2 separate regions of the Mus musculus genome follow, and region 2 is linked to region 1. The links are chromatin loops, found by intact Hi-C in ENCODE. Cell type or tissue: heart. All regions are shown on one strand. Each heading gives the region's core, and the rest is flanking DNA. Links, peaks and the distances in the headings are about the cores only. Region 1 has its middle 27 kb from the start of Fcrls. Region 2 overlaps Kirrel (kirre like nephrin family adhesion molecule 1).

Region 1 (16,189 bases), core at 5,290-13,289:
ACCTGGTCTTCCGTTGAGGTCTTTGATCCATTTGGAGTTGAGTTTTCTGCAGGGTGATACATGAGGATCTATTTGCATTCTTCTATGTGCAGCCATTCAGTTTGACCAGCAACATTTGTTGAAGATGCTGTCTTTTTTCCAGTGTGTATTTCTGGCTTCTTTATAAAAATTAGGTGTCTGTAGGTGTGTGGACTTACGTCTGCGTCTTCAACTCAATTCTACTGATTGACTTTTTTGGTTTTGGTGTCAATATTATGCTGTTTTTTTGTAACTATAGTTTTTCTTACATAAGTTTTATTGCTGTGGTACAATTTGAGATCAGGGATGGTGCTACTTGCAGAAGTTATTTTATTACTTAAAATTGTTTTAGAAATTCTGAGTGTGTGTGTGTATTTTCATGTGAAGCTGAAATTGTCCTTTACTGTAGATTACTTTTGGTAGGATGGCCATTTTACTACATTAATCCTACTGATCCATGTGCATGGGAGATATTTTCATCTTCTTAAGTCTTTGGTTTCTTTCTTGAGTGTCTTAAAGTTTTTATCATAGAAGTCGTTCACCTGCAAAGATACTCTGACTTCTTTTTTTCCTCTTTGTATGCCTCTTGATCTCATTCTGTTGTCTTATTGCTCTAGTAAGATTTCTAGTATTGAATAAGGATGGGGAGAGTGGAAGCCCTTGTCTTGTTCCTGATATTAGTGAAAATGCTTTGAGTTTGTCTCCATTTAGGTTGAGGTTGGCTTGATGTAAATGTACCTCTGCTATTTTCAGGTATGTTTGTAGTATCCCTTAGTCTCCCCTGGTCTTTTATCATGAAGGAGCATTGGATTTTGTCAAAGGCCTTTTGTGTATTTAATGAATGATTATGTGGCTTTTGCCTTTCTCTCTGATGATATTTATTGGTTTATATATATTGAACCACTTCTGAATCTCATGAACAAAGCCTACTTGCTCATGATGACCTTTTTTGGTGACCTTTTATTCTTGAATTCAGTTTTCAAGTATTTTCTTGAGAATTTTTGCATCTATATTCATAAGAGATACTGGTTTGTAGTTCTCTTCCTCTATCTTTATGTGGTTTGTGTATCAAGGTAAATGTGGTCTTATAAAAAGAAATGGGCCATGTTTCTGTTCTTTGGAATAATTTGAGGAGTATTGGTGTTATTTATTTAAAACTCTGGTAGAATTCTGCTTCTGGGCTTTTGGGGGGTTGGAAGGATTTTAATTACTGTGTTTATTTCAATAGGGGTTATAGGTCTGTTTAAAGTGCTTGGATGTTATTGATTTAACTTTTGTAGGTGGTAAATATCAATACAATGATTTCTTTTAGATTTGCCCAAGTTTGTGGCGTCCAGGTTTTTAGAGCATGTTATTATGATTCTCTGGATATCCTCAGTGGCATTGTTATGCACCCCACTTCATATCTAACTTTGTTAATTTGCATATTTTCTCTGCCATTTAGTTAATTTGACTGTCTCTCAATCTTCTTTGTTTGTTTGTTATGTTTTGTTTTTAGAGACAGAGTTTCTCTGTGTAGCCCGACTGTCCTGGAATTCACTCTGTAGACCAGGCTGGCGAAGAAATTAGAAATCCACTTGCCTCTACCTCCCGAGTGCTGGGATTAAAGGCATACACCACCACTGCCCGACTTGACTGTCTTTCAATCTTAATGATTTTCTCAAAGAATCAACTCTTTGTTTCATTGATTCTTTGATGTGTGTTTTGTTGTTTTTGTTTGTTCATTTGTTTCTGTTTTATTGATTTTAGCACTGAGTTCTAGCATTTCTTGCTGTCTACTCCTTTTGGCTGTTATTTTTCTTCTCATTCTAAAGCATTCACGTGTGGTGTTAAGTTGCTAATGTAAGATATCTCCAATTCTTTATGTAGGCACATAGTGCTATGACCTTGCCTTTTAGAACTGCCTTTATTGTGTTCCATAAGTTTAGTATGTTGTATTTTCATTTAATTCTAAGAACTTTTTAATTTCTTTTTAAATTTCTGTGTTGACCAACTTTTCATTCAGTAGTAAGTTGTTCCTATGAGTTTGTAACTTTCTGTTGTTTCTGTTATTGTTGATATCTAGCTTCAATCTATAGTGGTCAGATAGGACTTTTGTATCTGTTGAGAATTGCTTTGTGTCCCAATATGTGGTAAATTTTGAAAAAGGTTCCATGAGCTGCTAAGAAAGTATATTCTTTTGTGTTTCAGATAAATATTCTATAAATATCTGCTAGGTACATTTGGTTTACAGTGTCATTTAGTTCCATCAATTCTCTGTTTAGTTCTTGTCTAGATGATCTGTCTACTGTGAGAGTGGGGTATTGAAGTCTCTCACTATCATCGTGTGAGGGTAAATATGTGATTTTAGTTCTAGTAGGTGTTTCTCTTATGAACTCAGGTGCCCTTGTGTTTGGTGCATAGATGTCTAGAATTGCAATCTCCTTTGATGAGCATGTATTATTCTTCTTTATCTCTTCTGATTAATTTTGGTTTGAAGTCTATTTTGTCAGATATTAAAATGGTTACACCCACTTAACTATTAGCTCCACTTACTTATAATCTTTTCCACTCTTTTACCCTAAGGTGGTGGCAATTCTTGATGTTGATGCATGTTTCTTGGATGCAAGAGAAGGACGGATCCTGTTTCTGAATCTAATCTGTTAGTAAGAAATTGAGAGCATTGATGTTGGGAGTTATCAATGAGCAGTTTGTTGATTCCTGTTATTTTGTTGTTATGGTGTGGGTTTCCCCCCTTGTTTTGATTTGCTGCTCAGATATTCCTTGTGTTTTCTTTTATGTGGTTAACCTCTTCAGGTTGAGGTTTCTGATCTAGTGCCTTCTGAATGTTATGTCTGAGACTCTTTATATGTCTAGAAACAAGCTCACGCTGGACTATGCTCATTCTGCTTATAACCTCTGTGCTGTGTCCACCCCTTGCTCTCTTGAGCTGTCTTGCTACTCTAGCACTGTCTTGGTACTCTCTATTTTCTGGGTTTCTCTGCCTTTGTAGGCTCTGTCTCTTGCTATCTCCACTGTTCTCTCCCGTTCTTCTACTTCCCTAGCCCTGGCCATGTCCAGGTTGCTTTCTTTACTATCTATCTGCTTTGGTCTATTCTCGAAGCCTCTGGGTATTGTCTCTCTATTATCTACAATAACCCCACCTCCACCAATGGAGCAGTCATGTTGGCAGTTTCTTTATTGTGCCTGCTCACGTATACTGTAGAGCTGGATTAGCAAAGAAATGCTGCTTAAATTTGGTTTTATCTTGAACTGTCTTTCTTTCTCTATTTATTGTGATTGCAAGTTTTGCTGGGTATAATTGTGTGTGCTGGCATCTTTGGTCCCTTAGAGTTTGTTCATGCCCTCTGGCTTTTAGACTCTACATTGAGAAGCCGGTGTTATTCTAATGGGTCTGCCTTTATGTATTACTTGGTCTTTTCCCTTGCAGGTTTTAATGTTCTTTCTTTGTTCTGTATGTTTAGTGTTTGATTATTATGTGTTGTGGGGAATTTCCTTCCAGGTTCTATGTATTTGATGTTTTGTATTCTGCTTGTATATTGATAGTATCCTCCTTCTTTAGGTTTGGGATATTTTCTTCTATAATTTTTTTATTAGGTATTTTCTTCATTTACATTTCAAATGCTATCCCAAAAGTGCCCCATGCCCTCTCACCCCCCCCCCAACTCCCCTACTTACCCACTCCCACTTCTTGGCCCTGGCGTTCCCCTATACTGGGGCAATTAAAGTTTGCAATACCAAGGGCCCTCTCTTCCCAATGATGGCCAACTAGGGCATCATCTGCTACATATGCAGCTAGAGACACGAGCTCTGGGGGTACTGGTTAGTTCATATTATTGTTCCACCTATAGGGTTGCAGACCCCTTCAGCTCCTTGGGTACTTTCTCTAGCTCCTCCATTGTGTTCTATCCAATAGCTGACTGTGAGCATCCACTTCTGTGTTTGCCAGGCACTGGCATCGCCTCACAAGAGACAGCTATATCAGAGTCCTTTCAGCAAAATCTTGCTAGTGTATGCGATGGTGTCTGCGTTTGGAGGCTGATTATGGGATGGATCCCTGGGTGTGGCAGTCTCTAGATGGTCCATCCTTTCATCTGAGCTCCAAACTTTGTCTCTGTAACTCCTTCCATGGGTGTTTTGTTCCCAATTCTAAGAAGGGGCAAAGTGACCACACTTTGGTCTTCGTTCTTGAGTTTCATGTGTTTTTCACCTTGTAACTTGGGTATTCTAAGTTTCTGGGTTAATATCCACTTATCAGTGATCATCTATAATTTTGCTGAAAATATTTTTTTCTGCCCTTGACCTGTGTTTCTTCTTCTTTCTCTGTTCCCATTATTCATAGATCTGGTCTTTTTATAGTGTTGCAGATTTCCTGGATGTTTTGTGCTTGGATTTTTTAGCTTTAACTTTCCTTTGACCAAGGTATCCATTTCTTCTATCTTGTCTGCAATTCTTGAGATTCTTTCTTCCACCTCTTGGTGAAGCGTGTCTCTGTAGTTCCTGTTTGAATTTCTAAGTTTTTCATTTTCAATTTTCTCCCAGTTTAGGTTTTCTTCTTTGATTACATGTGGGAGCCTGTGTAAGAAAGCTGTAACTTACTGTGAACTATGGATAGGACAGAATAGTTTTCCTGAAATGTGGCCTTCTAGAAAGAATTACATAAGCTATGATAAATTCATGTACTTAAAGTGAGGATATGAAGGGAAATCCCTGACATGTCTATTTTATCTCTGTGTGAAAGGCAGAAGCTTGAAAGGAATATTCTTGACTCTTTTCACATGATCAAAGATAATAAGACATGGCACCAGATGTATTCCCTTGTTGTACTTGTAAATGTCACATCTGTTTTACTTACTTTAATAATACAAACAAAAACTGCTTTGTTTACACTACTCTTGAGCTTGAAAGCCTGAAGTCCCTTAGTTTCCCTCAAAGGTCTGTGGAATAATCTTCAGTTCTTGGAGACTTAGCCTCACCAGCCACAGGGCAGGTTAATAATTTCATTTCCACTTTCATGTTGTAATCAGTTTTCTCCATCTCATTCCATGATTTGTTTATGTTTTCATAGATTTCATCAATGGATTTATTCAAATCTTCTTTAAGGTCCTTGATCATATTCATAATAGCCATTTTGAAGTCCTTGTCTTGCTTTATCTATATTGCATTTCTCAGGGTCTACTGTTATATGGTTGTTGGGTTCTAGTGAAGACATATTGTCCTGTCTGTTATTGATTATGCTTGTACACTGTGCTTAGTAAGGCATCTGGACTTGGATGATTGTAATTCCAGGTGGAGATATTTGGTCTTGTGTTTGTTGGGTGGGTGTTCATTCTTTGGTTTCTGTTGCCCTTTCTGGTTCTTAGGAGAGTATGATGGCCGTGGGTTGTGTGGTAGGGAGTGCTTCTGAGATCTTGCCTGTTGTGGACACTGGGGGTCCTGGTAGAATGAGTTTCTAGGTATTGGGATCAGACTCTAAGGAATAGGGTTGGGCTAGAAGGGCTGTGAGGGTCCACAGGAGGGAGGGAAGCTGGATGTGCTACCAGGGTCTAAAAAGCCCTGGGAATGAGGTCAATGAGGAAGAAGAGAACACAACAGGTCATCTGTTACAAAGCTGGGGGCAAGACTGAGAGGTTAGAACTGGTGGAGAGAAGGAAGGGTAAAAGTCACTGGCCTGATTCCCTAAGCAGGAGGTTTCCCAGGAAATATCTATAAAGGTTGTGGCTGAGACAATGGGTTGATGTGGTGGAAGAAGGCTGTTGGAAATCTGGGATCTGCTGGGAATGGGGTCAGAGAGGAAGGTGAAGCTGCAGCAGACAGGTTGCTATAGGCTGAGGATCAGACTGGAGCACTGGAATTGGAAGGAAGGAAAGAGAGGGAAGGTGTCAGGTGTTTTCATAGTGATACATTTGTTTTCTAGTTTCACTTGCTTGGAATAACCTTTTAGGCCTTTCTCTCCAATGTAGCATCTCTCTTTAACTGTGAGGTGCATTTCTTGGAAGTAGCAAATGGATGGATTCAGTTTCTGGTCTACTAGTCTCTGTGTTTTCCCGTGGGAGCATCGAGACTGTATTATTGGAAGATGTGTGTCAATGCCTTCAAGTTTACTGATTCTCTAGGACTTGGTGTTTTCTTACTCCGTTTTTTTAAACTACTGTTCTATCATCATCTCTTCTGTCCTCTACTGTTTAGATGTATTTATCTTTTCCTTCAGTCTGAAGAATTCCTTCCAGTGTCATTGGAAAAGTTGGCTTAGGGACCATGAATTCTATTAGCTTCCCTCCCTCCCTCCCTCCCTCCCTCCCTCCCTCCCTCCCTCCCTCCCTCCCTCCCTCCCTCCCTCTCTGGCTCTCTCCCTCCCTCTCTTACCTTTCTCCATTTTGCTGGTTAGTGAAAATCTGAGCAGCAGCTGTTGTCTTTCAGGACTTGAAATATATTACTCCAACCCCTCTGGGATTTTAACTTTTCTGTCACGATATCTGCCATTATTCTGATGGCCTGCCTCTAATGTGACTTAATGTTTTCTCTTGAAGCCTTAATATACTTCGTTTGTTTTATATATTTAGTGTTTTAATCAATATACAACATGGAAATTTTTTCTAGTCTTGAGTATTTGATATTCTACATGCGTCTTGTATCACAATGGGCCTAGACTGGGGAAGTTTCTGTGATTTAATTGAAAGTATTATCTATGCCTTGGCATGATGTTCTTTCACTTCATGATTCATGGGTTCGGTCATTTCATGTCCTCTGTTATGTCACAGGTTCTGTTTGTACATTTTTGTTAATTTATCCTTGCCACTGACAGAATCCCTCTACCAAACTATGATAGCCTGTAATCCCCGTGATCTCTTCCATTGTTGAGGATTTGCACTACGATTTTTTGACTTCTTAATTTTTTCCCCGCTATTTTAGTTGAGTTTTTACCAATAGTTCCATTTCCTCACTGTAGCCTGTTTTCATATCCTGTGTTGTCTTCCTTATTCTATTCAGATGTCTGTTTGTATCCCTTTGCAATTCATTCAGTTTGTTTGTGACCTGTTTGCTTCTTTGAACATTTTTATAATTGGGATACAAAATTCTTTGGAATTTTGTCTAATTTACTAACTCTTGTTAGGGATCATTAATACAAGATTAATAATTTTTGAAGGAAATATATTGTTCCCCTTTTCATGTTTCTTATACTTTTGTTTAAGTACTTGTGCATCTGGAGTTGGGTTGTTGATTTAACTTTTTAAAGCTTAAGTCACTTTTTATGGTGATTAGAATAAAAATAGCCTCCGGTCCATAGAGAATGGCAGTATTAAGAGGTGTGGCTTTGTTGGAGTAGGTGTGGCCTTGCTGGAGGAAGTATGTCACTAGGGGGTGGGCTTTGAGGTCTCAGAAGCTCAAGCCCAGACAGTATATTATTGTCACTTCCTGCTACCTGTGGATCCAGATGTAGAACGAACTCTCAGCTATCTCTGCAGCACCATGTCTGCCTGCATGTTGCCATGCTTCCCACTGTGAAGATAATGAACTAAACCTCTGAAACTGTAAGCCATCCCCAATTAGATGTTTTCCTTTATAAGTGTTGCCGTGGTCATGGTGTCTCTCCATAGCAATAAAACTCTAACTGAGACACCTTTATTCTTCCAGAGGAAGTGATTACAATGTTTAAGAGTGACTAATTATAGTAGGGCTTAGTTGGTGTTTTCCTCTGTTACAGGGTGTTCAGGGCCCTAGACTCCATTCTCTGTATTCTATAGAATAGAATACTGCCTGCAACCATAATTTCCACCAAGAGCAGACCCACTGTGAAAAATACAGTAGTTATCAAATAAGAAACAGTCATACTGTGTGTGCCCAGTATGTAAAGAAGAATAGGGACACTCAGCATTATTAGTTACTGTTGGAATGATCAGAGAGGAAAGGGAGAACAGAATAAGGGTGGTGATTGTTATTGGACTGGTAGATAGTAGGTGGGGGGAAGACTCAAGGTAGACTGGAGAGAGAAAGAGAGAGAGAGAGAGAGAGAGAGAGAGAGAGAGAGAGAGAGAGAGAGAGAGAGAGAGAGAGAGAGAGGATTAGATAACAGTCTCAGGTCTCTGGAGGTTGACATGAGACTCCATTCCAGTCTATGGTTTTGTTCTGGAAAGGAAGATGAAAAGAAGCAGAGTAAAGAAAGAGAAAAGAGGCATACAGGATCAAGAAGAGAGCAGGACAGAGCTGCCCTGACAAACTGCTGTAGGGCATTAAGAGCACAACAAGTATATGTGAGCAGAAGAAAGCCAGATAGCAGTAAGGTACATGGTGCTGTCTGGCCTGATTGCAGGATTCATCATTCTCTGTGTTCTGCTCTCACCCAGATCTTCCTTGGAGAGATATGGTTACAGATGCTTGCCCAGTCTGTAGATGCTTCACAAGTGGAATCTTAGATGCTGGGTCACACCTCTGGGGAGCCTCAAGAGTCAGGTTTCAAATGCTCTTCTGCACCTTTTACAAAGTGTTCCTGGCTGAGGGTGGAGAAATGGAAGAAACACTTTGTTTTTCTTTTGGGGGAGCAGAGGCGAGCCCCCTTTTTTTCCATTGATCTCCTAGTGGCTTAAATTCTGACTTGGTGATTCTAAGGTCCAAAGCTGTAGTGGGGCACAGAATGCCTGTTCAATCTTGGAAGGGGTGTTAGTCACCCCGCAGCAAGAGTGGAGTACCCTGCCCAAAACTTGGGACAAGGAGTAGAGGCAGGCCTCCTGGGGGAGGTGGCAAAAGAAGCTGGGCTCTTTGGTCAGGATTTCTTCCAAAATCATGTGTGAGAGGACCAGGGAGGGGCAGTGGATGTCACTGGTTTGCACTGGGGACTTCCACAGGCCCTGAAATTGTTTCCAGGGAACTCTGTGTTGAATGGTCTGTTCACTACTGGCTAGATAGTGTCCCAGCTAAAGGGACTGGCCTGCTAAGAGTGGGGAAAGCTACAACGAGTAAGCCCTTTAGGGTTCACTTGCCAAGTTAAGATGGTTTGAGGAGTATCTCCAGTCAGGCTGGCTAGCTCCCTCTGAACTGCCCCTGGTCCCCAGCCTGACCCATCTCAGGAAGGCCTGGGCATCACCTACCCTTGTTCTCTGAGTCCACTGCACCCAGGCTCTAGTCAGTCTTTTTGAAGGTCCATGTTTTGAAATCAGGGCACTGGATCCCTTCTTCGGAATGCAGCCAGGAGAGTGCAGAGGTGTTGAGTGTTGGAAGCTGGGTACTGGGGAAGAGCTCTTGCTGCCCAAGGCACCTGGTAGACCCTTCTTAATCTCTCCCACTTCCCTTCCCTGGGATGGCTTGTGTCTTTTTCCTCCTCTGGCACCTCCGTGTACCCCAGACTGAACCCATACTTCCAAGAGTGACTCTGGAATTTATCATCTGTGTAAAACTCTCCACTCTACTTTAATAGTTGAGCTAGATCTATGGAGACATTAAGTACCCCTTCTGAAAGCTGTTATTCAGCTTTTCTCAGGTTATTCCCTGGAGACTCTAGCACACTATGCCTGGGTGTTGTCTTCTAACCTCTCTTATCTTCTTACTTTATAATGTGTCAGCTAGCATACAAAGCAGCGGGGTTTGTCACGACAGTTTCCTAAACATCAGTAGGAATTAGGTTTGCTAATTTGCTGTTTAATTGTGAAATGTTTGAGCACCTGGTTCCCAAGGTTGTGAAGACCTTAAGAGGCAGAGCTTTGCTAGAGGAAGGGAGTCATAGGGGGCGGGGTGTTGAAGTTTAAGAGCTTAGCCCCACTTCCTGTTCACTTCCTGCTTCCTGACTGCCAGCTGCCTCTTGCTCTTGCTGCTATGCCCTCTCCACAACGATGGACAGGATTTTCACAAACTGTAAGCTGAAATAACCCACTTCTTCCTTAAAGTGTCTTTCATCAGGCACTTTGTCACAACAGTGAGAAAAGTACATAATGCCTCTCTCTCGCTTCCACATACTTTCTCACATGCTTCTTCATTACTGCTGGGTGATTCTTCCGCTCTCACGTTCTATGTATATATGTGTATTGTGTATGTATATGCACATATATATGTACATATATGTATACAAAAATTAAGTCTATAGCCTGTACATGAGAGAAATCATGCAACATTTTATCTTTCTTTCCCTGTTACCACCCCTCTACTTTCACATCCAATACATACACACATACTTCTAGATTCCGTATATAGAGAAAATGCAATACTTTTCTCCTGAGTGTGGCTTATTTGACTTAATATGGTGATCTCCAGTTCCATCCATTTCTCAGAAAATGATATAATTTCTCCTTTCTGAGACATTCTCACCATGCATTTGTAATAGCTGTTCTTGGAGTCAACTTGACTACATCTGGAATAAAGTACAGTTCAGAAATGGAGGGTATATCTGTGAGAGATTTTTTTGAGGTGAGGGGGGTGTGGTTTGAAGTGGCTAGATCCATTTCTAGTCTGAACCTTTGAGGTAGTAGGAAGGCACAAACCTTTGTCTTGGTCTTGAGGCAGGAAGACACACTGTTAATCTGGGCTACACCTTCTGCTGGAAGCCTATAGAAGGGCCTGGAAGAAGGAAGCTTCTGTTCTTTGCTCGATTACTCTTGCCTTGCTAGAAAGCCTATCTTTCCACTGGCATAGCATTGGAGCCTACTTCTTCAGATCACAGTGTCTATTGAAGACAAGCTGAGACATCCAGCCTTGTAGACTGAGTAACTTTTGGATTTTTGGACTTTCTCTTCATAACCAGCCACTGTTGGATTAGCTGGATTACAGCCTGTAAGTCTTTCTAATAAAAGTCCAATTGGAGCTGTGACTGCTACATGTTTGGTTGTATTCCTTAAGAGTCTCCTACTACTCAAGTCCTAGGTCTGAATGTTGATTTGCTTTTAGATAGTCTTAAATGTATCCTTGCTGGCCTCAAACTCCATTTCCCTGCATGGGGTATGTGTCACTAGGCCCATTCAGCTTCTGGTTTTAAGTCCTGTTTTGATCAATTGAGTTCACATTTTAGTTCAGTACTGCCTTTTTCCACATAACAGCTCACTCTTCTAGACTCAGATTAAGTGCTGTCTATTCTATTCTATTCTATTCTATTCTATTCTATTCTATTCTATTCTATTCTATTCTATTCTATTCTATTCTATTCTATTCTATTCTATTCTATTTTGAATATCCAGGTGTGGAAACCACCCATCTGAGAGTTCTCAGAGATAGCTGTTCCTACCTGTACCTTAGTACTGAGTGTTAGGGTAGGATGCAGAACTGCTTTGGAGTGTATTTACACAGGTCTACCCATGTAAGCAAATTTTAGAAGGCTTCATTCTAGGGCAAGCAAAGCTACCAGGAGCAGACCCCAGCTGTGCACTCAGGTGGCTCAGTGGGCAAAGTGTGAAAGGCGCTGCTTTTCACCCTCCCCCCTTTTTATTCCTTGGCTCTCATAACAATATTTAAGAAACAAAGCTTCCTTTTTATATACAGAAAAACAATCAACATTAATTACAGAGATTTAAAGAATATTGAAAATTAGGGGGAAATAGCAGATTAGTCTCTGGAAAATAAGTGAAATGAGTCCTATGATACACTGGCTCCCACTCTGTGATGGTGAAGGTGAGTTGTCGGCATGGCAGTTGAATCAGTTGGGAGACATGTCTGTAGAGGACTATCCTGACTGTCTGAGTGAGGTGGGAAGACCTGCCCACTGTGGATAGCACCATTTCATGGCTGAGATCCCGAGGTGTGTAAGTGATGAAAGGGGGTGGAACTACAGGATGCATCCCTTGCTCTCTGCTCCCCAATTGTGGGCAGGACCTTCCCAGCTGCTCTAAGCTTCTTCCTTCCGGCTTAGCTTCCCTGCTATGATGGAATATTTCTGGAACTGTGAGGAGAATAAACTCTTTTTTTTCTCCCTTAACTTAATTTTGTTCAGGATATTTTATCACAGCAACAGTCTATTCATTGTATGAATTTTAATTTAACTCAGTTGTAATCAAGTGATAAAAACAAAATTATACACATTTTGCACACATGGGTAAACTAGTCAACACATTAAAGAAAGGACCTGCAGACATGAGACCGAGTAAGGGAGAAACAAGTAACTTCTGGGATCTCAAACTAAGAATATTTTAGTTTATATCATAGTATATATTCACAAAATCATATTTTCATACACACACACACACACAAAACCTCCTCCTATGTGTCTTCAGAGACCAGAGTTACACAATGAAACCATTTATACCATTTGTCTTAAATTTAATCATAATAAGAAAGTCATTATAATTTAGTTGATAAAAATATATTTTATTCTTTAACTATTTATTGGTTCTTTGTGAAGCTCACATCCTGCACCCCAATCTCACTTATATGCCCACACTCTACCCTTGCAATATCGCTCCCTCAGCAGAAAAAAATCTCATTTAGGAAGTTGGAGTGTGTCCCAGTGTGTCCCACAGTACACCCTTTTGTCTACACTTCTTTGCTTGCAAATGTTCACTGCAAGGACTGGTACTAGGCCTCTGGCTTCTGCTACTCTATCCATACTGGATCCTCACTGGGTTGCCTCTCGGATATCCTGTGGTTGCCCTGTGTTATGGAGATCCTATGGTTTTGGATTGACAAAGGAAGACAGGCGGGAGTAAGAATCTTTAGGTAAACAATCGCTGCAGTACATTGGCCTGACTGGACTTGCTATTCGCATCAGAAGTGGAGTAGGTCATGTTTTATCTGGGTTTTCATCAACTTGGGAAAAAACATTATTTATAAACAATGTTTCTTGGTCTTTGAAGGGCAGTGGAAGGGGGAGCAGAAAACAAAAGAAATATGAAATAAGACAGTCTTGAGAAATACCAAGTAGGCTTTTGACCTCAGGCTAGCAAGGCTATTTAATACGACAGTGTTCAATTGCTTCTTCTGGTTTTGAGTACAGTTTAAAGAAAGAAAGATTTTTAATTTTGCCTTTTCTCTCTATTGGCTGGAACATAGCTTGGAGTAATTTGTTCCAAGATGAGGCTGTACATAGAGAGCCTGTGCTTGATCCCTTTCATTTCTGAAACTTGATTGCACAGGGGAACAGTCAGACTAGGCACACAGTCTTGGGGACAAGTGCCTGTATCCGTTACTTCTCTCACTGCTGAGACAAAACACCTGACCTAAACTCACAGTTTGAGGGGACACATTCCATCGCAGCAGTCAGGGTGAGAGGCTCGGTGAGCGCCATTACATTCAAGCACAGGAAGATGGATGTTCCTGTTTGCTTAGCTCTCTCTCTCTTTTTTATGGATCCTGCCTTCCCAGCCTTCAGAATGGTGCCGCCCACATTTAGGGTGGGCCTTTGCATCACAGTTAACTAAGCATAGGTAATCCTTTACAGGTATGCCCAGACTCTTGTTTCTAGAACTTGTCAAATTGACAGTCAAGACCAACCATCAGGATGACTGTCAACTCTTATGCTACTCTTGATTTATCACTGAAAACTAAGGCTGGGGAGATCGGAGGTCAGCCTTCAGGCTGATACTTTGAATTGTGGGAGGATGCCATTCTTATTTCTTCAAGATTTCTCCACCCTGTGGAAGTGCGATCCCAGGACTGAGTTTGTCTTCTGCACTTCTGCACTAGACTGGAGAGTTGGGAGAATCTTGTAGTGTAAGAAAGTGACTTTTTCTGCTTACTTTCACATATGTCTGCTCTGATTTTTCTAACAGCCAAGTTGTCCTATTGTTCTTCAATTCTAAAGACCTTAAAGTTTTAGGAGATTCATCTTACCCTCTACATTAGTTAGTTACCTTTGCATCATGGTGACTAAAACACTTGCTAGAAACAATGAAGGAAGATTTTATCTAGGTTCATGGTCCCAGAAGGTTACAGGTCACCACAGTTAGGAGGACTTGGCAGCGCTGCTCAGTGTGTAGGTGAGAGCACAGCATGGTGACGAGCATGTTCGTATACCAATGTGGAGCACAGAGGGGGGAGCACGGAGTGGGGATGAGAACCGAGGCTAGGCTACCATGTTCCAAGTCTCAGGCCCAGTGAAGGACTTCCATCAGACATCTCACACCTAAAGGTTCCACAGTCTCTCCAGACAGTGCCACGAACCAAAGAGCTGTGCAGGACACCTCAGATTCAAATCACATCTTCTGTTGGTAGGTTTCTGAGTCTTCAATTTTAGTGTTTAGTATCATTATTAGATTTATCTTTTCCTGGGATTTTATAGGTATTTGTTACAAAACTATAGGACACCAGGTTAGAAGCAGCTTGCCAGATATTTATTGACTCTATAAAGTCTGACTATGAAATTCAGAAGGCTTAATCCATCATAAAGTTATCATTTGCTCTTATAGGGAAGGTGGCTTAGACTTGTTGAGCCACTCAGAAACGAGCATAGAGTAGGGTTTCTAATTCAAGACTCTTTCTCCGACTCTCTCTCTCTCTCTCTTCCAGGTGTCCATATAGTTCCTGCACCATGGAGCCATTGTAAATGGTCAGGATTAGGTGTTAGAGACCACAGTATCCATTCCTTTCAGGGGTTTGCAGTCTAGTCTGCCCTCACCTGCTCATGCCCACAGGTAAGGGAGCAGGCAGGCTACATCTGGACCATGGCTGTTGGAGAGGCGCTTGCCCATCTTTGTCAATATTTCCCCTGTTACTGCTTCCCATTGGTAGCACCTCTGGTCTGATAGGTCAACATTGGGGGAATCCTGGGAAGCAATTCAGGTGGAGGCTATCCCTGTGACAGACAGAACCACGGCATCTATGGCAACAGTAAACAAGAACAGAGAGGAGCTATAGATGGAAGCAGGGTGAGAGAAAAAGGGTCAGAGAAGTCAACTGTCAGGAAGCAAAGGATGATGGGAAATGTTGGCCTCTCCACACAAGTCCTGGGCCGAAGGAGTCCAGGGGGATAAAGCAGAGGATGATTGAGAGGACACTTGAGCAGAGGAATGATCAAAGAAAAAGATGCTATAATCATAACCACAACCCGACATCTGATTTGGCCTCAAACTTAGGCTAGATGTGACAAAAGTAGAGCAGTATCTCTGACAGTGCTTCTCAACCTTCCCTTCCTGATGCTGGTGACCCCAACATAAAGTTATTTTTGTTGGTACTTCATGACTGTAAATTTGCTACTGTTATGAATCATAATGTAAATATCTGATATGGTATGTGACCCCTGTGAAAAGGTTGTTTGACCCCCAAAAAGGGTTGTGAGCCCCAGAACCTCTGATCTAAGGGCTGGTGCCAGAGCTGGCTGGCCTCTTTGCAAGCCTGCAGTTCCTGTGGTTTCTAAGAGACTAAGAGGGCTTGAGACTGCAGAACCCCGACTATGTCAGAAGAGGGCACTCTTTCCTAACAGACTGCTCCTACCAGCCTTTTAAAAGCAAGCCACACTGACCTGTCCTCTCAGCTAGACGAGACACATGGGGTACTTTATTCAGAGTCACTCCCTGATATTAGACCAAACTGATAGACCTGGGATCTTGTGTGGCTACACACTGTTGAATCCACAAATACATAAGGAGAACTGCACACATGTCAGCATTCTCCCAGGAGAGGCAGATGAAGAGGCAGTGCTCTGTGATGATTAATAAGGTATGCTGTACAGTAGCCTAAACATATATATCTCGGATGACTCTAACCATGGTAATAAAACCTTTAAGACATTGAAGAAATAACTGGCACTGCTAAGGGGGCCAAGATCTGAGACTAGGTAGGGAGACAAGATCTGGGACTAGGGAGAAATTCTAACACTGTTATTCTGCAAAAGGAACATAGCCACAAAATGACTTCTAATGACATTCTGCTAGACTATACAGAGAAGCAGCTTTTGCAGTAGATAGGAACTAACATATGGAGTCTCGAATGGGAAATTTGTGCAGTGAGAGACTTAGGAGCACCCTGTCCTAAGTGTGCCGTCTTCATAAAACCCTTCCCTCAGGACTCAGGGATCTATGCAGAAAAGGAGGTAGTACATTTATAAGAGCCAGAGGTGATGGCTGACCGCAAGGAAATAGTGTCTTCCAGAAACAACTGGACTGGGAGGGAGAAGTAGATATAGACTCCTAGCCTTAACTAAGAAACTATCTGCAATTGATCTCTGGAAAAGGAAAAATTAGACTGCAATGGAGTCTCACTGGATAATTGACCACAAATTAGAGTAGGCCCCGCCCAGGAGTAGCTGGCTGACACAACATGA
Region 2 (16,189 bases), core at 3,080-11,079, 150 kb before region 1:
GCACCGCCCTGGAGGACGGGCGATCTTCGTGGGCGCGCACATTGTAATAACCATTGGTGGGATCCTGAGGGCAAGAAGAGAAAAGGGTAAATGTGGGAACTTCCCCCAGTGTAATAAGCTCTCCTGAGTCTTCTGCCCATGCCCAGCTCAATCCATGTCTCCTCCCCTTCTCACCATACCGGTGATTCTATCTTCTGTTCCTTCTGCAGACTTCTTGACCACTCCTCCCTGCTGTCCTCCCCCTGCAGATCCTCCTACCCCACGTCCCAGCCAGCCAGTCCTTGTGCCTTGCATCAGTCCTTCCCCTCACCTTCATCTCATACTCTTCCCGGGTGTCAATGGTGTCACAGCGCAGGTCCTGCTTCAGATCCACATCATCCTTAAAGGACTAAAGAACAGGTGTGGGTGTCAGGAAACAGCATATGGTTTGCATATACTCGACCCAGTGAGTGGCACTATTAGAAGGTGTGGCCCTGTTATAGTAGGTGTGTTACTGTGGGTGTGGGCTTTAAGAGCCTCATCCTAGCTGCCTGGAAGCCAATCCTCTGCTAGCAGCCTTCAGATGAAGATGGAGAACTCCTCAGCTCCTCCTTACACCATGCCTGCCTGGATACTGCCATGTTTCCGTCTTGATGATACTGGACTGATCTCTGAACCTGTAAGCCAGTCCCAATTAAATGTTGTTCTTATAAGAGTTGCGTTGGTCATGGTATCTGTTCATAGCAGTAAAACTTAACTAAGGCAACAGATTTCCATGCTCAGAGGCCACTTGCTAAAGGCAGCTCTGGGGTTGGGGCAGGCTTGTGTCTCACCATATAGGTTGAGGTAGGACACCAGAGACCTGGCTTCTAGTGTTAATTTTGTTGCTAGTGTGTAATATGATATCATGAGTATAACACTGCTACCACTGGGGAGTGCTGCCTTGGCTCAGTAATGAGAAGGTTGAACTAAAACTATCTACAGATTTTCCTCTGTGTGAGGGAAGGATGAGGCAAAGGGAGTTGTGGGTAGGCAGGGGGGAGAAAGTAGTTATGCATATGTGTGTGAACGTCTATACAAGTAAGTGTGCACTAGGGTACCAGTGTGGGTGCGTTTATTTGAGAGCAGGTTGGTACATAGGAACTGGGGTATCAGGAACAGGTTAAATGCACAGAGGAATTAGAGGTAACGGAAATCATTAAAAGCTGGTGGGGCTGGCCGTAGGACAATGAAGAGCCTAGGCCACGTTGAAAGGAGCATTATCCTCACCGAGTAGATGGCCTTCATGACCCGCGTTGCCGTGGAAATGCTGGCAGTATCATCCTCCCGGTCAGAGTGCATCGTAAGTGGCTCCCGATTCACCGTCTCCACCTTGATGTCCAGCTTCCTCAACGTCACATCCTTTCGACCTAGGACAGGGAGATGTTGCTGGGGGCTTTCTACTGGTCTGCACGGTTGACTTCTAGCCCCAGCCCCCTGACGAGACCTTGAAGGGTACGGTTGGGGGATGAAGGGTGTGTTGTGACTCTACGGCGCCTATACTCACTGCCTTTGCGACGTCGGTAGAGGAAGAACACTAAGGCAGCAAAAGAGAAGACGACCAGGATGCCGGCACCGATGGTGGCCCCGGCAATGATGCCCACAGGTAACACCTCTATAGAAGGGAGGGAAAGGAACAGGAATGAGGATGGAGCCACATAGGGGCCCAAAGATGTGACCATAACCTACTGGGGCAACTCTGGATTGTGTACAAAGGTAAGTTTTGCCTGGGCTGGGCCGTGTTGACATCTACGTCTAGGCCACATTTGAGAAGAGCTGGGCTGAGTCTGGTTTGTAATCTGTGCTGTAGTTTAACCAGAGTTGCCGTCAGGGCAGCCAGTGTTCCATCCCTGCCCTCAGTTTGCCTCAGAGCTCTCTCTTCCTCTACTTGGCATACCTTCCCATGAGCTGGGTCCCTCCTTCGTAAGCAGGGCTGTCTCCAACCTCCAGTCTGTGATCTCCGTTTCAGCCTCCACTCCCGTGTCCTTGCCTGCAAAGCTGTGTCTGCTCTATGTGCACGGCCCACTGAGGCCCAACGCTCCTCTCTCGTGCCCCCACTTCCCTTAGCTGAGAAGACACCCAAGGACTCTGCCTTTGGCTTTCTCTTTCTGGGGTTACTAGCTGGATCCAGACACTGATTATAGAGCTTCCCTCTCAATCCTCTCTAGCTGAGCCCCCCACATTACCCTCCTCTGTTCCCCACTTCCATCCTGCACCTTGAACGAAACTGGAACCATTAGCTTTCCCAGACAGTTCCCAAGGGTCCCTCGGTTCTCCGTATCTCTCTTTTCAACGACTAGTTCTCCAAAACAAACAAGTGCTATTTTCCCCTCATCAAACATATCTGTCAAAAGCTAGGTACCTCTTTCACTTTTGTCAAAGGTGCCCAGAGGGAATGTACCTCTTCTATAAAACCAAGGATGTTTGAAGGGTAGGGGAACCCTTGAACTTTACAAATATCCTCTGTTCTATTTTCTCAGTAACTCAGCGACATAGGCTGTATTCATCTTTTGCATATACCAGTTAATTTTTCTCAGTCTGGATTCATTTGTTCCTACTACGTATGTCCCTCCACTAAGAGGAAAGTTTCCTGTGCGTGGGGATGGCTTTCTGTTCATGCCTACAACTGTTCCTTCAAAGTTCAACACATAAAGATGTTCAAGGAACATTGACATAGTACATTAACTAGCAGACCACTAAAGTCAGCTTCTGGCAGAGAGGCCTGAGAAAGAGTTATCTTGCTTTGAACCTTGCTATAGAAAGAGAAGATGGAACTTCAGGCTATCCCGGCAGTTAGCGTGGCTGACCTCGCTCTTCCAGCTGGATGATGGCTGTGCCTGGTCCAAAGCTGTTCCAGGCAGTGCAGTTGTAGTGGGTCTGGAAGTCCGCCTCCATGACATTATTAATGGTGAGCGTGGACAGCACACCGCTGCCTGAGTTCGTCCTCTCCACGGTGTAGCGTTCCAGGGTCCCCACCTCGAGGAAGTTCTCCTTCCATGCCCATGCCTGGGATGGGGGAAGGCAGGAAGGATGTAAGAAAAGGATGCGTGGAAGAAGCTCATGCCCCAGGGAGACCCAACCCACTCTCAGGTAACCTCACCCAGCACATGTGTGGTCCTCAGGCCCTACATACCCTCATTCGGAAACAACCCAACACTGAACGTCTGCTCCACAAGTTGTGGCTCCCATACAGTAGACATCAGATTTATCTAGAGAGACTCTAAAAAACTGCATCCTTGAGGTTTATGTACCAAGTATGAATGTAAGGGAGAGGTCCAGCAATCAGCTTTTGCCGAGGTCCCGTGCTCTAAGTGTGACACTGGGTGGTATTTTGTGATGGGGAGGCAGCTGAGCTAATGAGCTGGTATTCGGATCTTGGATGTTGCTGGGAAGACTGGGTTGAGACTTGAGATCCCTGGGCTCCGTTTTCTATTCCTCTCACCCCAGAGCAACCATGAGGCCGTGATTTCCCTCTCAGGGCCTCATTGTCTTTATCTCCGCAATGGCAGATTCTGACCATGTGAGGCAATGCTCAGCCTCGTGATTCTAACCGCACCCAAGTCTATCTTACCAGCCTTACCATGAATCAACCCACAGAAACCTGCTAGGCTCTCTAGAGATGTATCTTAATTATGAGCCGGGAGTCAAGAGGCGGATCCCCAAGGCCTTCCGTCCCTGCCGTCCCAGTTGGGGCAGTCCTAACTGTGTGCTCTCATGGCATAAGGGAGGCTAAGGAAGAGGAGCAGCTGAGCTCTGGCTCCTTTCCAGGGATCAGTCCTCCCAGCTCGATGAGGCAAACCTCCCGGGAGCCAAACCGTCTTCTGCCTAGGCAGCTGTGGTAATGAAGTATCCCTGGGCAGCCCTGGAGTTAGCCAAATGGTCATTAAATGTGATGAGGGTTTTGATGGTTAGTGGCCACAGGAGGAATTAATTGTTTATGGTATAGGGGAGAGGAGAAAGGAATGAGGGATGGTCAGGGATTGTGGGAGGAAGGCAGGAGAAACGGGAGAAGAGCGGACAGGTGGGAGGGGGAGCAGAGGGGATGGAGGAAGGAGAGGGAGGTACGAAGAAAGACTGGAAGGTATTAGCAAGGGTGGAAGATGAGGGCAGAGGAAGGACCTTTGCAAGAAAGAAGCCTGACTCCAAGGAACTGCAGTAGGCTCATTCTTTCTTTCTCTTTTCTTTTCGAGACAGGGTTTCTCGGGTTTCTCTGTGTAGCCCTGGCTGTCCTGGAACTCACTCTGTAGACCAGGCTGGCCTCGAACTCAGAAATCCGCTGCCTCTGCCTCCCGAGTGCTTAGATTAAAGGTGTGCGCCACCACCACCCGGGGCCACTACTAGGTTCCTCACAACTGTGGCTGTAATGACTTTTATGAGGGGAGATGGCCTCCTTGTCACAGATGAGAAACTGGGGTTCAAACCACTAATCTGTTCATCATCACACAAGTAAGGGAGGAGGTCGTATTTGAACAGGTGAAATGGTACAGAAACTAAAAGGCGGAGGATTCTGAGAGTAGAAGAGGGTGGGGAGATGAAGCCGGGCAGATGGGACACACCAAGGGCTGCCTGCCCACGCCAACCCAGTACTCACAATTCGATCCGGAGGTGGGGTACTCCCGATAAAGCACTCCACCTTACCGCCATCACCTCTCACAGCAAACTGTACCGCCTCGCTGGAGATGATAGGAGGTCCTATAGGCAGGAAGACCCAGTCAGGCCGGTCAGATCTCAGGCCAACAGCTTCAGTGCTCTTTGGACAGGTCTCGGCCTCTTAAGGCACTCACCGTTTACATAAAGCGGTACCTCTCGCTCAGCCACTCCGATCCGAGGCACGATGGCCCGGCAGGTATAGGTGCCAGCATCTGCCTGGGTCACTGACTTCAGCAACAGTTGATTGCTGTTACTCAGGACCTGGGCAGAGAGATTAGCCTCGGGTGGGGAGCCAGGAAGCCTGGGCCCCTGGGTCGGTGAGGGCCCCCGCATTGGAGGCATGGGAAAGAAAGCATGAAGGGCCACAAGTGAATTCCCAGAAGGTAAATGGCTTCCTGAGTCAGGCTAAGACTCCCTAAGACTCTAAGCAGGCTGGCAATAAGCGCCTGCCCAAGTGCACAGGTGCCTGCTACGATAACTAAAAGGATACAGTCCTTTCTGATGATTCGTCCCTATGATTTTATTACCAAGCCAGGTAAGCCAGTTTAGTCTGAAATTTCCCTTTACAGTTCTGGCCCTAACTGTCAAATAGGAGTCGTTAGAACTGTGTACTTCAGCTTTCTTTGTGCGATTCCCTACCACCTCCGCATCATTAATGAATGCCCTAGATCTGACTACCACAGCAGCACCTCCCCCCCCCCTCCACTTCACCCTGAGTTCTATGCAAGTCCAAGGAGAAGAGGTATGGCTGACTGCAAGTACCCTCTTTCCTCCCAAACCCCAAGACCTAGAAATGGTCCAGTTTCGATGTGAAAGACCAACCCCATCCCTCCCGTTCTCTTCACTGCGCCAGCAAGTCTGTGCTCCACCCCCACCCCCCACCCCCACGCCCAGCGCTCAGAACAGGCAGGAAGAGAGAGGCTTACCATGTTTGAGTCCTTCTTGGTCCAGGTGAGGGTGAGGGGAGGATTCCCAACCCAGACACAGGTGAGGGTCACATCAGATCCAATGTCTGTGGTGGTGGGCTTTGGGTAAACTACAATCCGGGGGGCGACTGATGGGGAGAGAGGTGGCTGGTCAGAGTCTCAGGTGCCTGAGAATCATCAGCTCTGACTGGCTGTCTCTCTTCCTGACCCCTACCTCCCATGTTTACCCCTGTCTACCAGGTTAGTGGAGTTTTCGTCCCCTGTACCCCAGGACCTTCGAAGGGTCCTGCTCTCTGCCCCCTCCCCTGCTGCTCCCCTCCCAGCTACTCACAGTGAACATTCACTAAAGTGCTGACATTGGTGCTCCCGACTTTGTTATAAACCTCACAAGACACAGGCTCCGTGAAGAAGGAATAGTCAACGTTTGTCTCATAGCGACTCTCATGGGCGTCTTCAATCAAGAAGCCCCCTTTGGCCCACCTAGAGGATGAGGCCCAGGGATGGGAGATCAGAACCTGGGACTCTCTGTTATATTCAGGGACTCTGGTCTCCTCCGTAGCCCGCCCCCCACCCCACAACCACCTCAGTCCCAAGCACCTCTCCATTTATCAGGTGCATAGCACTCCCAAAACCCAATCCCCTCACCTGTAGCCCAAGATCTCTGGGTTGGCTGTGGCCTGGCATGTAAAAATGACACGCTCGCCTTCCAGCACTGTCTGGGGCTCGATGGACAGAGTCACTGTGGGAGGGTCTGCAAAGTACGGGATAGGAGGTCAGGGTCCTTTCTGTCCCCGAGTTTCTCCCTTTCCCTCTGTCACATGTGTATTCATACCACCTTGATGTGAAGTGAGAATTGAAGTTTACAAAATATCAGCTATCACCCTCACCCTTTCTACACAGAGTCTTTCCGGTGGCTCAGGCCAAGAATGATAGCAAGGGAATTATCCAGTGGATGTAATGACCTACTATGACCACTAGGTGGCACTGTGGGTTAGTTCAGCTTACTGTAAAGGGCCAGGGTAAGAGCATCCCTGACTAGGAGGAATGCATGGACATCTGGCAGGATGCTATGCTAGCCATGCTAGCCATGCTACATGCTCCTGTACCATAATGTCTTTAATACTCACAACTCAAGTAAGCAGGTACAATACTATACTCAATGCTCCACCCACCAACCATTATTGCCCATGGCTTAAACCAGGAAATGAGGGGAACATTAGTCCTGGACCCCTAGGCTCCTTCCTTATTCTGTACTTCTCAGGCTGCTATGTCCCCACTTCACGTAGCCTACCCAATGCCCTACTCACGGTGCACATCAAGCTCAATGGATGTCTCCTTGCCATTGGGGATGGCCTCATTCATACTGCGACAGGTGAATACGCGGCCAATGTCTAGGTCTGTGGGCTCAATGAGCAGTTGGCTGATTGTGGTCTCCCTTTTCCCATCCTTCAGCAGCTCCTGGGGGTGAGGGAAGATGGGAGTCAAGGCTAAAAGCCCCACCTCTGCTCTCAGAGACACCAAAGGGCAGACCTTTAAAGTGCATCTCCCTCCCTATTCCAACTTCATTGTAAAGTAGTTGGGTATTTTAAATAGCTTTCTGCAATTTACAGAAAAATCAAACAGAAAGGTAGTTTCTCCTCTCTACCACAGCTTCCCCCATTATTACATCTTACAGGAGTGTAGAAATCGTATTATAACAGATATTCTAATATTGATATCTTAAAACTAACTGAAGCCTGTGGTGCACACGAGCTTCCCTCTGTAGTGTTGAATTCCTGGAATTCTCTAAGCCCACAGTGAGTTTCTCCGCTTTTAGAAAGCCTTCTCAGGCCTGTCCAGACCTCTGGGCTCTCTCCTGCCTGAACCACTTACAGTGAGAGTGAGTGTCTTACACTTGGCCCTGGGTACCATGTGTTTCAGGGGTGGCTCTAAGGTCCTGGATTACTGAGACAGATTCATCAGCTCAGCATGCTGGCTCAGTGACACTGCAGTCATTTTCCATATTGTCACCCACCCACTTAAGGAAACCACACTGTGAACAAGAGCAAGGCCTTTCCTTCAGACAGCTATGTGTGCATCTCTAGGAGACCACAGCAGCACCTAACTGATGCAAAACACAGTGATATTTGGAATCACCAGTCTTAAGAGAATCAGCAAAAGACAGGAGCAGATAACAAATGCTATTAGCCCATCAACTTGTTTGGCTGCCAATATATTTTAAAACATGTATCCCCCAGGAGAAAAATAACAGTTTTTGATGGTTAAAAAAAAAAAAAAAGTTGGGCCCCATTGGGGTCAAATAATCATTTATGAAAGGGCAGAAGGAAGATATTTGTTCCAGGGCATGGAGGTCACTATGAGCTACAGCCAGAACCCAGGCCCCCCATCCTCACACTCTAGGACACACAGGTGGGCAGGTTCTCGTCCCACTGGGAAGTGGCTCTCACAGTGCCCAGCCCAGGGCAAGGTGCACAAACATGCTAGCCACTGCCATCAGCTTTGCTGTGTGACTCTGAGAATATGCACACAACCCTGGTTCCTGCAGCCTTTTGCCATTCTGACAGAGGACAGTAAAGGATCAATAGTGCAGCCGGACTCCAGTATCGAATGCCAACTTCGCTGCTTGCTCTCTGAGTGACATCCAGCTGGGCCCTTGCCTTCTCTGACCATCAACCTCCTCCTTTGTAAGTTGGAAGCAACACCTACTTTATGGGACTCTTCTGAGGTTTAAGAGAAATTGCCCATAACATGTCTACCAGGCATGGTACTTAGCAAAAAGGAAGTACTTATGGAAATGGCACAGTGAACCGGGGAGCCCATTTATCTCCTCTGGGCCTCAGTCGTCACAACTGTATGATAAAAGGGTCTTACCACATCTACCCGTGTAAGAGGGAAAGGAGAGACAATGAGAAGCTGGGGCTAAGAGGGGCCAGAGGGGGCAGGCAGGTCCTCACCGTGCTAGTCACAGCCCCCTCCTGCTGTGTCCCATCTCGGAACCAAATGATGGTGGCAGCAGGTTTGGCATTAAATGCTCTGCACGTGAGGTTGTAGGGGGTGCCTGCTTGCAGCAGAATCACCGGGCCCCCATCAATCCTTGTTTCCTCTGGAGGAACTGGAGGGAAGAGGAGAAGAAAATCAGCTCGGGATGCAGCGAACTGAGGCATCCTTCTGTCGGCGGGCATGTGTCCCCTCGGCAGGGCAATGCCGCCAGAGCCCCACTTACAATCACTCTACACAGTGCTCCCCGGGGAGAATTCACCCAGCTTGCGGGATACTCTCTCACAGCGGCTCCTATTGTTTGCTCTATACTCACCGCTGTTGCCCAGGAGAGTATAGAGGGCCACCTCAAGGTCTTGAGGTCAGATCATACCCTCGGGAAGGAAGGGTATCCTTACACCTAGCCCCATCCATCTGCCTGGAATGGCTGGATGGTCAACTCTATCTACCACACCTTCGCCAGGTTATTTCTTCATAGCAGTTAAGGGTGTGTTGTTCTCCTGCTCAAACACCTCCAGAGGCTGCAGCTGCCTATAGCATGGCTTCTCAGGTATCAGCCTCCTGTTTTAGGGTCCTCAAGCCCTGCAGACCCTTACCTCCTCGTTTAGCCTCTGCTGTTTCCTGCCCTCGCCCAGAGCTGCTGTTATCACCCTGGCCAAATCCTGGGGGATGCAGAAAGCTTCGTGTCCACCTGCGGCGGTACTGAGTGTTATCTGCCCACTGGCTACCCTTGGTGGTTGTCTCCCCTACTTCAATGCCCTGGGATAAGCAGGCCCAGGTCTTACTGGCATTTAAAAAGATTCTCCGCTGCCTAATGTATAGCTAAAACAGGCCTTTGCTGTGTGCTTAAGCACCTGAGTTGGCGATACATGTGGTTTTAAGAAGTAAGGTGCCTTTTCTAATACCATTGCCACAGACTTCTAAATGTTAAGGTGAGCCAAACCCTGTGTTTCCCAAGGCCAAGAGTCTTAAAGTTCCCCTAGGATAAGAGTTCCTCTTTTTTAATAAAATATTTATTTATTCACTTAATTAACTTGAGAGAGAGAGACTCATTATGTAGTCTAGGCCTGCACCGAATTCATCTTTTTTTTTTTTCCCTGAGAAAAACAAGACTAGGGAGACTGAGAAGAAAGTTCTAGAGGAGACCCTTGATGGGAGATCTCAGGAGGTCCACGGAGCTGGAGGCAGACAGGGCTGTCCCGGCGTGGGTGAAATGAAGGTTTCTGAGCCGGAGGTACAGTTGCTGACACAGCGTTCTGTTCAATTTGTACATGTGGAGTGGCAGAGTGGAAAAGAGGGTGGAATTTAGATCAGTGCCCTTCAGATCCCGGCCCCTCCCTTACTGTCACGTGGTCTTGGTTGAGCCCCCTGAAGGCCCTGAGCCTGTTTGTCCCTCAGAGGCCCTAACAAGGTCTCCTCACCGAGCCAGTGTGAGGGGAGTGAGGTCTGCAGAGAGAGTGTAGCATCCAGGGCACGTGTATAACCCGGGCTACTTTTACAGTGACAAAATGGTTCCAAGGCTTCTCTCAGCTAATTCTTCCCTCAGTCCTGGCTCTTCCCGTCTCCGCTCCCCAGCATAAACAACCCCGGTGACAGGGGCAGGGTTGTGGATAGAAGTGAGGGAGAGGAACCTGAGAAGCGGAGAAATGGGGAAGGCTTTCCTGGTTCGCCCAGTTCTCTACAGCTGTACCTTCCTACCACACTCACAAGAGCCCCTATCTGCGCAGAGACGCTGGGTTCTTGCTACAAAGAGAGCGAGACAAAGCACTTCCTTCCACTGGGCCTTCTGCCCTTGCCTTGTTTTTTTTTCCCTCCACTCAGGCAAAGACCATCTGTCACCTCCATCACCAACCCACATTTTGCTAGGATCTCCCAAGGTCTTTGAAGTCAACTGTCAGTTGTAAACTGGAAGCCAATTGGCAATAATTTCTACCATTTACCCAGAGTTTAACTCTTGTTTGCTGAAGTACCTTGTGCATATGACTTCATTTAACCCTTATCATAAAATCTCAGGAAGGAAGGAAGGAAGGAAGGAAGGAAGGAAGGAAGGAAGGAAGGAAGGAAGGGAGGGAGAGGCAGCCTGAAAGTATTATGGTGTGTATTACCATGCCAGAGAGAGAACCCCTGCCCGACGGTTGGGACTTCTTCAGGGTCACAGTACAAAAATGGCCAAGACATAACCTGAACCCAGGGGTTGGGATTCCCAGCATTCTGGAGCTCTTTTTTGTTACTAGGAGTTTCCCATATCCCCAGCCCCAAATAGGAAGGGATTTGGTATACAAACTCACTCATCTTAGCGCCTCTCTCCTTTCTCCCCACTGCAATGACTTTGTGTTAGAGGGAGGGCAAGGATGACAAGTGGAGACCAGAGGAAAGAGAAAGGGACAGAGAGTCAATACAAAGGAAAGAGAGGCTCTCAGACAGAACAGTCCAAGTAAGGAGAGAGAGAGAGAGAGAGAGAGAGAGAGAGAGAGAGAGAGAGAGAGAGAGAGAGGAGACAGAAGCACCAAGAACCATGACCACTGAGCTGCGGGGATTGTAAGACCTGAAGATGGGCCTCTGCTGCTTCCCCTTCTGTTCTGTGTGGAGGAAAGTCATCTCGTTATTCAGATGGCCCAAAGCGTGCCATGGTGACATCTACTCTGTCCCCTTGTGGGCTACCGCTGGGAGCTCAACCCCCACACCCAGCTTGTTTCTTCTGGCTCTGTTCCCCTGTTCCCTGATGTTCTAGGGAATGTCTAACAAGAGAGGAACATGCTGAGGGAAGGAGCAGCCAGGCAGGCTCGGTCGAAAGGGAAAAGGTCTGGGGTTCAGGGAGAGCAGAAAGCTGGAGAGGAACAAGCAAAGTTCTCTACACAAACCAGACTGCAAAACAAACCAGGAAAAGTATGGACTAGGTCTCCATCACCATCCTTTCTCAGGGCAGAGATCCCTGTCTGCACAGAGGCTCTGAGTCCTTAGTGTGATCTGGGCATAGGTTGGAGCACAGGATATCAAGCTTACAGAAACTACAGTACCCAGTAAAGGCTAGCATAGCACAGCCTCTTGCACACTGTATGTGCTTTTAGGTTTGTTTGTTTTACGATTTTTTTTTTTCTTTTTGAGGCAGGGTTTCTCTGTATAGCTCTGGCTCTGGCTGTGTGTGTGTGTGTTTGTGTGTGTGTGTACATGCACTTGTACCACATTATATGCATGCGCTTGCAGAAGCCAGAAGAAGGCAGTGGAATCCTCTGGAAGTAGAGTTACTAGTAGTTTTAAGCCATCGGATGTGGGTGCCAGGTACTGAACCCAGCTCTTCTGCAAGTGATTTTAACCACCTGGCCATCTTTTTAGTTGATGGCCCTAGTTGATGATGAAGTTCATGTAAGGAGTTGCTGAGAAAGAAAAACCAGGGAGAAAAGAGACATTAGGAGAAAGGCAAGGCTAGGGAAAGTTTGGGACGTTGAAGAGGGAACTGGAAAATGAGAAACCCAGCTTGGGAGTCATTACTGAGCACGGTGAGTTTGGCCCGCCGAGAGCGCAGGGCAGCCTCCGTGGCCTGGCACTCATAGGAAGCGTCATCAGACAGCTCGGCATCTGTGATCTCCAAGTTGTATTGCCCAGCATCCGCAGAGCCCACGACCCGGTACCGTGGCCAGGCTGCAGGGACAGAAAAGGGGAGACTAGAGTAAGACCAAGTCTTGAGGCCTCGCCCACTCCGCCCTCCACCCAAGACTCATTGTCTCCCCAGCTTCTCCTCACAGCAGAGCCCACATCCCTTCCAGGAGAGGTCTCCTTCCTTCTCTCTCCTGCCTACCACTGTCAGGTCAGGCTGTGAGGTACCAGACACAGACTCCATAGCTGTGGGACCGAAAAGCAGGAGGGATGATGAGGAAGAGAGAGAGAGAGAGAGAGAGAGAGAGGAGCAGACAAAAATCTGAAAAATCTGCAAAGCTGTTGGCTGGCAGATGTCTCTCATATGGATAGCAGAGGAAGAAAAGAAAAGTTAACCAGCACGGAGAGCAGAGAGAGGGCGCTGGTAAACATGGGGCATCTCAGTACTTACGGGGCGCTCTGTGTGGCTCACAAGGCCTCGCCCTCACCACACAGAGAGAATAAATAAGGTTTACTGGCTTCTTAAAGGACAATCCAAATGATATTTCTACTCCTCTCTAAGACACAGGGTGGGCCTCTGTGCCCGATCTGCCTTGCTTACAGGCTCCCGCTAACTCCCACCCAAACACCTACCGACCCCTCCCACTGCCTCCCTCTCCAGAGGCTATGGATTCCTCTGACTGCATATCTATCGACGTTGCTCTTTCTCATTTTCTCCCTCATCAACAATAGATCCGTCAAATCCATCTCCTTTCTTTATAGATTGTGCCATGCAGATTTCCTCGGCCTAGACACACAACAAATAATCTCACCACCTTCAAAAATAATAAGACCAGAAATATGTAGTCCCCCAACCCACTCGCATCATTACAGTGCCTCGTCGCTAACGATATTATCCTCAGAAAGCCCGTTCTGCCACTCGGCACAGAAGCCAAGGATGCGCTTTTAAGACAGGCAGGCTGTGACTGTTAAACCTGCTTCACAAATCAGCTAACCAAAGCAGAGCGGGTTTGCCTCAACTCATTCAGCGGGCAAGTGGCCGAGCTGTAATGAGGGCCAGGTATCTTGACTCTTTTTTTTTTCTTTTTCTTTCTTTCTTTTTTATTTGTTTTTGTTTTTGTTTTTGTTTTTTTTGAGACAGGGTTTCTCTGTATAGCTCTGGCTGTCCTGGAACTCACTTTGTAGACCAGGCTGGCCTCGAACTCAGAAATCCTCCTGCCTCTGCCTCCCAAGTGCTGGGATTAAAGGCATGCGCCACCACTGCCTGGTTGTATCTTGACTCTTTACCAAGAAGTGCTTCTAAGGGTTTCTGTGCTATCTGTGGGATATAGAGGGCTGGCGCTCTTTGTCTCCAACGGAATCTTTACGCTTTCTTCAGCACCGGCTGTATAGCTTGTGCTTAACAAATGCTTCTGGAATAATTAAACAAGAAGGTGCTTAGGCTGATGGTGTCTAAGCCGACACGGACCATGTAGGGGGCAAAGAAAAGCACGAAGCGCTCAAAAGGCAGACAGGGAAGGAAGAGATGCTGTAATTATAACTAAAACAAAAGCAAAAATAAACCAGAAAGGGCAGACAGTGCCCGAGCATACCATCTCGGGCATACAGGGGGCAGGGCAGGCTTCGCTAACCCAGCTCCTCCTGCATGACCTGTCTACAGCGCCCCACCGTGTGGGTGTGTCCCTGACTCCATCTAAAGCTCTCAATGTAAAGTCCTGTTTCCCTTGATCTCCCAGGCTGCACACCACCTTTCCTGGGCCAATTCACAATCTGAGGGAAGGAAGAGTTGGCAGGTAAGAGTGACAGACCTGAGGAGTCAGGAACAAGGAGAGGGAGCGAAGCCAGGAATCTAGGCTGAGAGCAGGGAGTAGGATTTCTGGGGGCTGGAGGCTGAGCAGCTACCACGCACCTTCCTTTCTGCTGCGCTGGGGATCAGACTCAAGGCCTTGCACATGCTAGCTTGCACTCTACTGAAGGTGCCATCCCAGCCCACTACTCACCTTTGAGGCCCTGGCCCATACCCAGGGCCAGCCCGTCCTTGGTCCACTGTACAATCCCAGAGTAGTTAAGGAGCACACACGGGAGCACCGCCCGCTGTCCGGCCACCACAGTCTGATCAGCTGGCTCCTGGCTGAAGCGAGTCTGAGTCCCGGGCAAAGCCAAAGCTAGCAGTGGGAAAGACAATGAGTGAGGAGGGTTCCTCACAGTACCCCATTCTTACCCTGCATCCTGTGCCACGTAATTCCTTTACTTCATAATCTCTGGCTCAGGGCCCCAGGTATAGGTCTAAGGTTCTGGAGGGCTTAGCAACCACAGAAATGGTTTGGCACTACTTAAACGTCTTTGGATTGGTCCTGATCCAATTTTGACCATTGACGTCCAGGGAGCAGCGCTGACCTAATGACCACCCCCACCCCCACCCTTAACGGCGGCACTAGGTTAGAGTTCAAGCCCTTGCTGTCCAGGTCCTGGGCTGTTCTCCACAACTCCTGCCTCTGCCACCTCCCCTCAGAATGTTCATGGATGACACATCCACAACAAAGGAGACTCTCAGGCCACTGTCCCTTTCTCCCCGTGCCGTGTGGGCCAACAGATGTGTTCATCTTTACCAGGACAGCATGTCTACTTGTGTGCACTGACGGTTCCTGGGCAATAGTGTACCCAAAGCCGAAGAGCCCTGAATGCAATTCATGGAACGCTGGCCCTGTTCCATGTGTTTACCCTTGACCCAAGGGCTGGGGCCCAGGGAGGGACACACTGATACATCTTGCATGCACACAGCCTCCTGCACCATGGGAGCTGAGACAGTGTGGGACTTTGTTCTGTTCTCCCTCTGGCTCCGGGAGCCACACATGGCTGCCTGGCTGGCAGCTTGGCCGGGAGCATTTGATTAGAGAACTGCAGAGTAATTGCCTTTAATTGTGGAGCCTAAATGGAGTAGGGAATTGGATTGCGGATTTCTTCTCTCTTGCTCCCACCAACGGGCTTGCTTCATCACTGGCTGGTCCCAGTGGTGCGTCAGGCCTCCTGCACACTGTGCACAGCACGGGTGTGGGCATTAGCATCCTACGATGGGCTATAGGGAAGCAGAGGGACTTTTGAGCGGGTGGCAAAGGGTTAAGTTGGAGGCTTCCTTGCCACAGCTCCAATGGGTCAGCCCAGGCAGTCAAAATAAGCTCTCTTCAAAGCTTTGACTTCTGGTTCACCTCTCCCTCCAGGTCCCTGGGTCTATAGAAGCCACAATCCAACTCCTCCCAAACCTAGCCTCTCTATTCCTCCTCTCCATTTCAAGACCTCCCTCCCACTCAGCAGAGAGGCTTCTCCCAGTTCTTGTTCTGGGATCAAACCCAGGGTGCTCTACCACTGAGCAACACCCCAGCCCGGAGTCCCTAGTCAACCCACTCCTTTCTTTTCTCCCCTTCTTTCCAAATGTGGTCCCACATTCGCCTTTCTGGAAGGTCCTCCTAGGCTGCGTCCATAGCCCCTGTGCAGGCATAGCTTGTCCCACCACTGAGCCTCGCTGTGGCAGCTCTAGCGACAGGATTTCCTGTCCAAAGCCGTCAGGGATTATGTCCCTGTTTTTGTCCTCGGGAGGTAGCTTGTTGGTGGAAGCGTTTGCCCTATCTGTTCCACTAGAATGGAACTTCTCCTCATTTTGGGTCTCCTGGAATCTGGTGGCCAGAATAGGACACAGGGGCAGGCTCTGTCCTTGGTTAAGTGAGACAATGAATGACTTTGGATCTGAGTGGGGCCAGGATGTTAGAAAAAAAAAGGTCCTTTTTTGAGTGTGTGTGTGTGTGTGTGTGTGTGTGTGTGTGTGTGTAAATGGCTCCCCAATTCTGTAGAACTGGCACCCCATCCTGTCTCTTAAAGAAGAAGAAGAAGATTAGGCCCATCCACATCTCCAGAGACAAGGTAGCAGGTGTTGAGATCCGGGAGGAAGGCTTGGTCAGGTGAACAGCTAGTGTTATCAAGTCAAGCATTTGCATATATGATTAGTTAAA

What was found. Hi-C counts contacts between places; a loop is a spot of excess contacts. Peaks named below come from ENCODE experiments on the same cell type or tissue, not always from the same donor. Only the 100,000 strongest peaks of a DNase experiment are listed, where the experiment ranks them.
Region 2: a loop joins it to region 1, with 2.5 times the contacts of the local background. A loop is called at or near these places in 3 of 42 quality-filtered maps.

The regions. Positions count from the first base shown.
Region 1 is chr3:87,228,505-87,244,693 of GRCm38, forward strand. No RefSeq gene overlaps it. Among named protein-coding and RNA genes, the nearest start is that of Fcrls, 27 kb to the right of the region's middle. In heart, for the core only: no CTCF peak of the experiment used is centred there; no DNase peak of the experiment used is centred there.
Region 2 is chr3:87,083,557-87,099,745 of GRCm38, forward strand. Kirrel (kirre like nephrin family adhesion molecule 1) reads right to left here. Exons shown (of 16, transcript NM_001170985.2): 3 at 14,186-14,350; 4 at 12,081-12,230; 5 at 8,549-8,706; 6 at 6,902-7,052; 7 at 6,240-6,345; 8 at 5,926-6,074; 9 at 5,595-5,722; 10 at 4,803-4,929; 11 at 4,610-4,710; 12 at 2,826-3,024; 13 at 1,526-1,633; 14 at 1,249-1,388; 15 at 311-388; 16 at 1-64. Among named protein-coding and RNA genes, the nearest start is that of Gm24472, 25 kb to the left of the region's middle. In heart, for the core only: a CTCF peak has its summit at 6,565 (motif pointing right); DNase peaks (open chromatin) are centred at 3,775 and 6,555; H3K27ac peaks cover 998 bases.